2 separate regions of the Homo sapiens genome follow, and region 2 is linked to region 1. Evidence: read pairs that join two places in POLR2A ChIA-PET (ENCODE). Cell type or tissue: PC-9. All regions are shown on one strand.

What was found. ChIA-PET counts read pairs that join two places held together with the same protein. Peaks named below come from ENCODE experiments on the same cell type or tissue, not always from the same donor. Only the 100,000 strongest peaks of a DNase experiment are listed, where the experiment ranks them.
Region 2: POLR2A ChIA-PET joins it to region 1 with 8 read pairs; 4 of 35 experiments call an interaction of 5 or more read pairs at or near these places.

Annotation. Positions count from the first base shown.
Region 1 is chr4:8,360,267-8,364,266 of GRCh38, reverse strand. It overlaps a transcript of ACOX3 not described here. Among named protein-coding and RNA genes, the nearest start is that of LINC02517, 42 kb to the right of the region's middle. In PC-9, no CTCF peak of the experiment used is centred here; a DNase peak (open chromatin) is centred at 1,566; H3K27ac peaks cover 1,119 bases.
Region 2 is chr4:8,248,583-8,252,582 of GRCh38, reverse strand. No RefSeq gene overlaps it. Among named protein-coding and RNA genes, the nearest start is that of HTRA3, 19 kb to the left of the region's middle. RefSeq lists an enhancer at 1-357. In PC-9, no CTCF peak of the experiment used is centred here; no DNase peak of the experiment used is centred here.

The DNA.
Region 1 (4,000 bases):
AGCTGCCTAAGATTGCTGGGTTACAGCCTGATTTTATACATTTTAAGGGGACAGAAGTTAGAGGCAGAGAGGTCAGTCAGTACATGGAGAGTGCACATTGGTTCAGCCCAGAAAGGTCTGAAAACAGGCTTCTAGGTATAGGTGTGTTACAGGAAAAGGGACCCCATCTGGACCCCAAGAGAGGGTTCTTGGATCTCATGCAAGAAAGAATTCAGGGTGAATCCATAGAGTAAAGTGAAAGCAAGTTTATTAAGAAAGTAAAGGAATAGAAGAATGGCTACTCCATACAGCAGCCCCAAGGGCTGCTGGTTGCCCATTTTTATGGTTATTTCTTGGTGATATAATAATCAAAGGGTGGATTCGTGCCTCCCTGTTTTAGACCTTGTAGGGTAACTTCCTGACGTTGCCATGGCATTTGTAAACTGTCATGGCGCTGGTGGGAGTGTAGCAGTGAGGACAACGAGAGGTTACTCTCATGGCCATCTTGGTTTTGGTGGGTTTTAGCCGACTTCCTTACTGCCACCCATTTTATCAGCAAGGTCTTTATGACCTGCATCCTGTGCCGACCTCATCTCATCCTGTGACTTAATGCCTTAAGTGTCTGGGAATGCAGCCCAGTAGGTCTCAGCCTCATTTTACCCAGCTCCTATTCAAGATGGAGTTGCTCTGGTTCACATGCCTCTGACATTGCTCCCCTCCCTTTTATAAGACAACCTTTAATCCTAAGGGTTGCAGAGGGATGAAGATCCATCTTCTGTAACTTCTTCAGGGTGAATAGGGTCCATGATACTCCTGCCTATTAAGGTCTCTTCTGTTCAGGGTAGAGAAGAGCTCAGCCAGAAAGCCTTGGAATGGTGAGAGCCATTCATAACTCTTGAGTTCTCACAAAAGGTGATATATGAAAGATTATTAAGTGTTTAAGAAAACATTCAGTAAGCTTGTCCTATATTCCTACACAAAGAGTACAACAGCAATATAACAGAATAAGCAAAGCTATCCCAAGTGAACTAAATTAGAAGGCTTTCCATGAACTGGGCATGTTGGAACTAAGCTGACATGGGGCTGTTAGCTGATTCTAATGTGCCCAGAATTAGAATACTGATCCAGATGTTTACATTATCCATCCCTCTTGTTTCTTCTGAGCAGCAGCCAGAGATCACTGGTTGGTTCACAGGAATAAGCAGGGTTAGCCTAAATTGCAGAAACAAACTTAAAAACAACAATGAAACTAGAATTTAAGAAGTGTACCATAGTTCTTGAAACATAATTTCTCTCTCTAGTTTCCCATTTTCCATTTTTACTAAAAACAAATCTTGGTAAGACTGATTTTATTATACTTGGCCTGATTGTTTGTATAAAGTACAGCAAGAATAATTATTTTTCACATAAGCTCTTTTTAAATTGGCTTTGATGGAACTGTGTTCCATAGAAGGAATCTCAGATAAGACTTTTTTAGAGCCAGGCCCTGCCATGGGTTTGTACCCTCAAATACCTATGAGTTGAGTAAATTCCTCTCCTCTTGAGCCTCAAGATAGCTTGGGGCTACTGGACCTGTCAGAAAGTGACATTCTTCATTTACCACAGGTCAGGAACCCCATACAGGGACTGTGAAGACAAGGTATGAGGCATTTCGCCAAGGGGCTTTTATTGGCTTTACAAGTCAAGTTTGATTCCTTAATGCAAAGCATCCCATTCCAGTTAAAGCCTTGGTAAAATAACCAGTTTTTCCAATTGTCTCCTGTTACAAAAGAAATCAGATGTTTATTGCACTTATGCAAATAACTATATTGCCATTAAATTAAGAATACTCACAAATAGTTTCCAAATTCTGGAGAAAACAGAGAAATATGCTCCAAATTTTGTTCACAGGAGTATATTTTACTCAATTGCTAAAAGCTGTACATAGCTCAAAAGAAAAGTTTCCTTGACTCTGAGAAACGAAACAAAGGATCAGCAACATTTTAAGTAAAGTTAAAAACATTACTTCAGTTTTTTATTGGTTCAGTTAATTTAGTTAACTCCTGTTTTGCTTGATATTCATGAACATTTCAGCTCTCTATGAGAGTTCTGAAAGTTTTTCCTCCATTCTAATATCACAATTTCCAAAGTTATTAAAAACCTGCGTTTAAGAACCCCTGTGAGAGCTCCATAGTTGGTTATAAACCACCTTCTAAAAAGGATTAAAACAAGATAACAATTGTCTGTGGATAACAAAATATTTTAGGGCAGCCACAATCAAAAACATGAAATTTGGTTACCTTTGTGGCATGCAATGATTTTATGTAACAATTATAATTATTAATAACATACAGTAAGTCACATTAGAATTAGAGGATTTTCCCATACTTTTGGAACATATACCAATAACACATTTATACAAATAACAGCCCAAAGAAAACCAAACACCATTTCACATTTGATAATGCTTCCTGAGCAATTTTTGTACCAAATAAGCCAAACGTCACTCTTGCATTAGTGCACTGTTGATGTCAAAGCCAATTAATTCTTAATGAAATCTTATAGACAAATGTGTTCAAACTTAATCAGTTTGGCCATAAGGTAAGTTTCTCATAAGCCTTTGATAACCCTTTACACATTTTTATTAAAGAGCAGGTCATAGGCAGGTTTTTGCTCGAAGAAAAAACCTGTTATGCTTTTATTCCCATGTTCAGTTTACAGAAAAACTGAATAATACCCCTTTAACTTTAGCCCATTTGTTCACACCCAGAATTTTTTTACAAGATTAACTTATAACAAGCCTTCCACAACTTGCGTAAACCTTCAGCTTGATTCTAATTTAAAACAATCCTTTTTTTTTTTTTTTTTTTTTTTTTTTTTTTTGAGATAGAGTCTCCCTCTGTCACCCAGGCTGGAGTGCAGTGGCATGATCTCAGCTCACTGCGAGCTCCGCCTCCTGGGTTCACGCCTTTGTCCTGCCTCAGCCTCCTGAGTAGCTGGGACTACAGGCGCCCACAACCACGCCTGGCTAATTTTTTTTTGCATTTTTAGTAGAGACTGGGTTTCACCGTGTTAGCCAGGATGGTCTTGATCTCCTGACTTCATGATCCGCCCACCTCGGCCTCCCAAACTGCTGGGATTACGGGCGTGAGCCACCGCGCCCGGCCTAAAACAATTCTTTAACTCTTTAATCTAGGTAAGAAAAATCCACATTTCCATGTGTTCTTATAATCTTTTACCAAAAGACACATTTCACTTTTCTTACACATCTTGCATGTAAAACTGTTTTTTTTAGCAGTCTTAATTACATGTGACGATGTTAATTGTTAGTGACTTTTACTCTTGGTGAAAACCTTGGTAAGTTGGGGATTCTAATTGTGTACCAGGTGTGGAATTTAGCCTAGGACACACCAGGCAGAAGTGCAGATAAGGGGGCTGACTCCAGCATAGCTAGGGGCGTGGCTAACTCCACATGTCCCTGGCCTTATCTAGAATCTAATGCTCCAGAGTAGGAAACTGAATAATTTTTAAAAGTCAGGTTGGGCGCAGTGGCTCACCCTTGTAATCCCAGCACTTTGGGAGGCCAAGGCAGGTGGATCACAAGGTCAGGAGATTGAGACCATCCTGGCTAACACAGTGAAACCCTGTATCTACTAAAAATACAAAAAAATTAGCCAGGCGTGGTGGCGGGTGCCTGTAGTCCCACCTACTCGGGAGGCTGAGGCAGGAGAATGGCATGAACCCAGGAGGCGGAGCTTGCAATGAGCCGAGATCGCACCACTGCCCTCCAGCCTGGGCAACAGAGTAAAACTCTGTCTCAAAAAAAAAAAAAAAAAGTCAAAGAAGCAGTTTATGACCTTAAAGCATTTAGCAAACTTAATATCTCACCTGCATAATTTAGACCAAATGTTTACATGTTTGAAGATATTTTTATTTTGCCAATAATCTTTAAAACTCCTTATTTCCCAAAGATTACTTCAGTCACATGAACTAAAAGGCATTACACTTTTTACTTTTCTGACAAAATATTTAAGCACTTATT
Region 2 (4,000 bases), 110 kb after region 1:
CCTCCCCAGCCTCAGGAGTGGCGTCACCCCCCTCCCGCAGACCAGCTCCCTCAGGCCAACCCTCCCCTGTTCTGCCTCCCACCGCTCTGCATCCTGCGGCCTCCTGCTTCTCGAATCCACCAGGGCTTCAAGCCCCTCTCTTGGCTCATCTGGAGCGCATCCCTGGTGGTCAGCCAGAAAATGGCCCCCTAGGACTTCGTGCCGGGAACCTGGAACCAGCACCTGTGATCTCATAGGGATACGGGGATTCAGCCCAGGGACTTGGGATGGAGGGATGATCCCGGACTATCTGAGTAGGCCCTAAACGCCACCACAAGTGTCCTTAGGAGACAGAGGCAGAGGGAGGTTGGAACAGACACGCAGAGCAGAAGGCCTTGTAAAGACACTGCAGAGAGGGGAGCGCTGTGGGTCGCCAGCAGCCTGGGAGGGGCAGGAAGGGTCCTCTCCCCACCTTCCGAGGGCATGGCCCTGCCGATGATGCCTTGATTTGGACCCCTGGCCTCCAGAACCGTGAGAGGAGGCACGTCTGCTGCTTCAAGCCACTAAACTGGGGTAACTTGTTATGGCGGTGACTGGAAACTGAGACAGGCCTCCTGGAGTGCGGAGCTAGACTTTCGGCCAGACCAACAGGTAAAGAACGCCTGCCCTTTCATTTTGGCCCCAAATTGCAATGCCATTTTTATTCCCCCGAGCTGTGCACCAAGGGTCCTCACGCAACAGAGAAATAAAGGGTTAGTGAGACACACGGCGCGTCAAGATGGACACAGGTGATGAGGGGAGATTGGTGGCGTGGAGCAACCTGGCTGGCACCGCCCTGTCTCCTGCTGCAGCCTCCCAGCGACGGCTGATGCCCCTGCCTGCTGACCCCCAGGGTTACCATGGGAACGCCACCACAGGTGCTGTGGGGAAGCTGGAGGCTGCAGGGATGTCCAGGCTCTGCCCTTCCCCTCTTTGGGCCTCAGCTGCGAGAAGGGGCTGTGACCATGCGATCTCTGTAATGCACCTTGTCCCTAAAATGGCAGCGGCCCCAACTGCCCACCAAGAAGCGCAGGCCATTGTTCAGAACGGGTGTTCGAGAATATTCATTTGTCAAACATGCAGTTAACAAAAGCAGCCTGGCCACGATTTCTGCAGCAGGAAATTCAAAAGAGCCGGTGGGTCCATCCCCGGTGGAAAATGCTCACGACAATCACTCATTGCAAAAGGTCCAGTCAGGAAAGGGGCTGCAGGGACTTCTGAGAAAGAGCAAAGAACATTCCGTTCAGTGCAGAAGCCTCCAGAGATTCCCTTCATGGGATATCTTCCCGCACACTCAGAACCCTTTCCCAACCACATGGGACACACCTGCCACTGGACCTCGGAGGCCGAGGCCTCCTTCCAAACCCCAGCCCCAGGCAAAGCTTTCTGCCTCCCTTTCAGGTCCCTCTCAGGGGATTTCAATACTCGTGGAACCTGCCTTCCTTCAGGAGTTCTTACACCCGCGCCTGGGCTTGTTTATTCCCTCAACAAACGCCTGCTAGGCGCGGACCCTGTGCTGGTGGGCAGGTGATGGTGAGCGAGACCCACTCCAGGCTCCGGGACCTCATGGAGTGGAGGAGCTGGGTAAACAGGTGGGTGGCAATTCAGTGCAATGAACACTACTCGGGAGTGTAGAGAGCCAGGTGGGGGAATTGCCAGGGGATGGTGCAGGCAGAAAAGGCTTATAAGGGGGTCATTCACATGGGGTCCTGAAGGGTGGGTAGGAGCCCACCAGGCCAAGGGTAGAGTGCAGCCCATGCACGGGGGTGGATAGATTACTGCCCATGCACGCCGGTCTCTCCTGTCCAGGCTTTTTCCATTAAAAAGATAACAACAACAGCTGGATGTGCTGCGAAACAGCCATGGTCCCAGCTACTCAGGAGGCTGAGGCATGAGGACCACTTGAGCTCAGGAGTTCAAGACAAACCTGGACAACATAGTGAGACCCTGTCTCAGAAACAAAAAAAAAGAAAAAAAAAAAGCTAACAGTAACAGCACTGTGTATTGAGGGCTTGTTCTTTACAAACACACCCTCACATGACCCTCACAGGAACCTCTGACATCAGCATCACTGTCCCCATTTTGCAGAGGAGGAAGCCAGGACTCCAAGGGGCTGACTTCCCACAGCAATGAGCTCTGAGCAGTGGAGCCAGGGTGCCTCCCAGCCCTGTGGCCATAGGCCTGTCCCTCGTTCCCCATGTGTAGGGGAGATTGGCCAACGATGAGCACTGAGGGTGCAGGGACAGCTCTATGAGGGCTGCCCCAACTCTCCCTATGCCTTTTCAATGATTAGACAAATCCTTCCCGTGCTGTGACAGCTGCCTGTGGTGTTCAGTACAGTCACACGCCATGCAGGCGTGCAGCCTGGGAGCAAGAGGCTTTGCCCTCTGCCCAGTGTACAGTGGCCAGACCATCTAGGTGTGTATAAGCACTCCAGGATGTTCACACAAACATGCGTTAACATCGCGTTTCTCAGAATGTATCCCATCATTAATACGTCTGTAACTGTACGTGTGTATGCGTGTACTTGCTTATACATGATGTTTGCAGATGTTATACATAAAATGTCATATCTGACACATTAGATCCTATATTACACACATGCATGCGTGTACTTTGTTACACATGACGTTTGCAGATGTTATACATACATAAAATGTCATAAGAAATCTATTAGATTCTGTATTACACACGTGCACATGATAAACTCTATATATTCCACGTAGCGCACCATGCACACATGTGGTGAGTGTCAATTTTGTGCCAGCTTGACTGGGCTGGTAAAGTATTTCTGGGGGGGTGTGTGTGAGAGCGCTTCTAGAAGAGTTTAGCATTTGAATCCATAGTATTAAAGAAGGCTGCCCTCATCAGCACCAGGGTAGGCAGCGTCATCCCATTCCTTGAGGGTCCAGATGGGCCAAAAAGGTAAGGGGAGGGCAAATCCTCTCCCTGTCTGCTGTAGAGCTGGGACATCCGTCTTCCCCTGCCCTTGAGCATCAGCTCCCCTCGTTCTCAGACTGTCAGACCTGAAATCACACCACCAGCTCTCCTGGTCTCCAGCTTCATAGGCAGCATCTCATAGGACTTCTCTGCCTCCACAGTCACTTGAGTTCCCGTAATCAATCTCCGTATGTGTGTGTGTATCTATGTGTATGAACATATATGCATATGATGTATAAGTGTACATATTTACCTGTGTGTCTGTGTGTGTGTGTGTGTGTATGTGTGTGTGTGTGTGTGTATATATATATATATATATATATATATATATATATCCTATTGGCCCCATTTCCCTGGAGAGCCCTGACTAAAACCTGTGCTGCAAGTATCTTCTCCGAGCTCGGGGCCTGTCTTTTCTGTGTCCATGGTGTCTTTTCTGTGTCCATGGTGTGTTTTCCGTGTCCATGATGTCTTTTCTGTGTCCATGGTGTCTTTTCCACACAGTGGTTTGTAATTTTAATATAGCCAAACTTAGTCATCTTTTCCTTTTATGTTCTAGGTGCCTTGTTTGAGAAATTCTTTCCCACTGTGGCTCATGACGATATCTTTTTTTTTTTTTTTTTTTTTTTTTTTGAGACAGAGTTGTGCTCTGTTGCCCAGATGGAGTGCAGTGGCGCAATCTTGGCTCACTGCAAGCTCTGCCTCCCGGGTTCAAGCGATTGTCCTGCCTCAGCCTCCCGAGTAGCTGGGACTACAGGCGTGTGCCACCCTGCCCAGCTAATTTTTGTATTTTTAGTAGAGACGGGGTTGCACCATGTTGGCCAGGCTGGTCTCAAACTCCTGACCTCAGGTGATCTGCCTGCCTTGGCATCCCAAAGTGCTGGGATTACAGGCGTGAGCCACCACGGCTGGCCAATAGCCTCATTTTTTAAAGAAGTTAACATCATTTTTGCTTTCCACCTTTGGGTTTGTTATGTGGCAGGAATGGGTTTTTGAGGAGGACGTGAGAGGCTGATCAGATGGTGCCCACCCAGATTAAGGG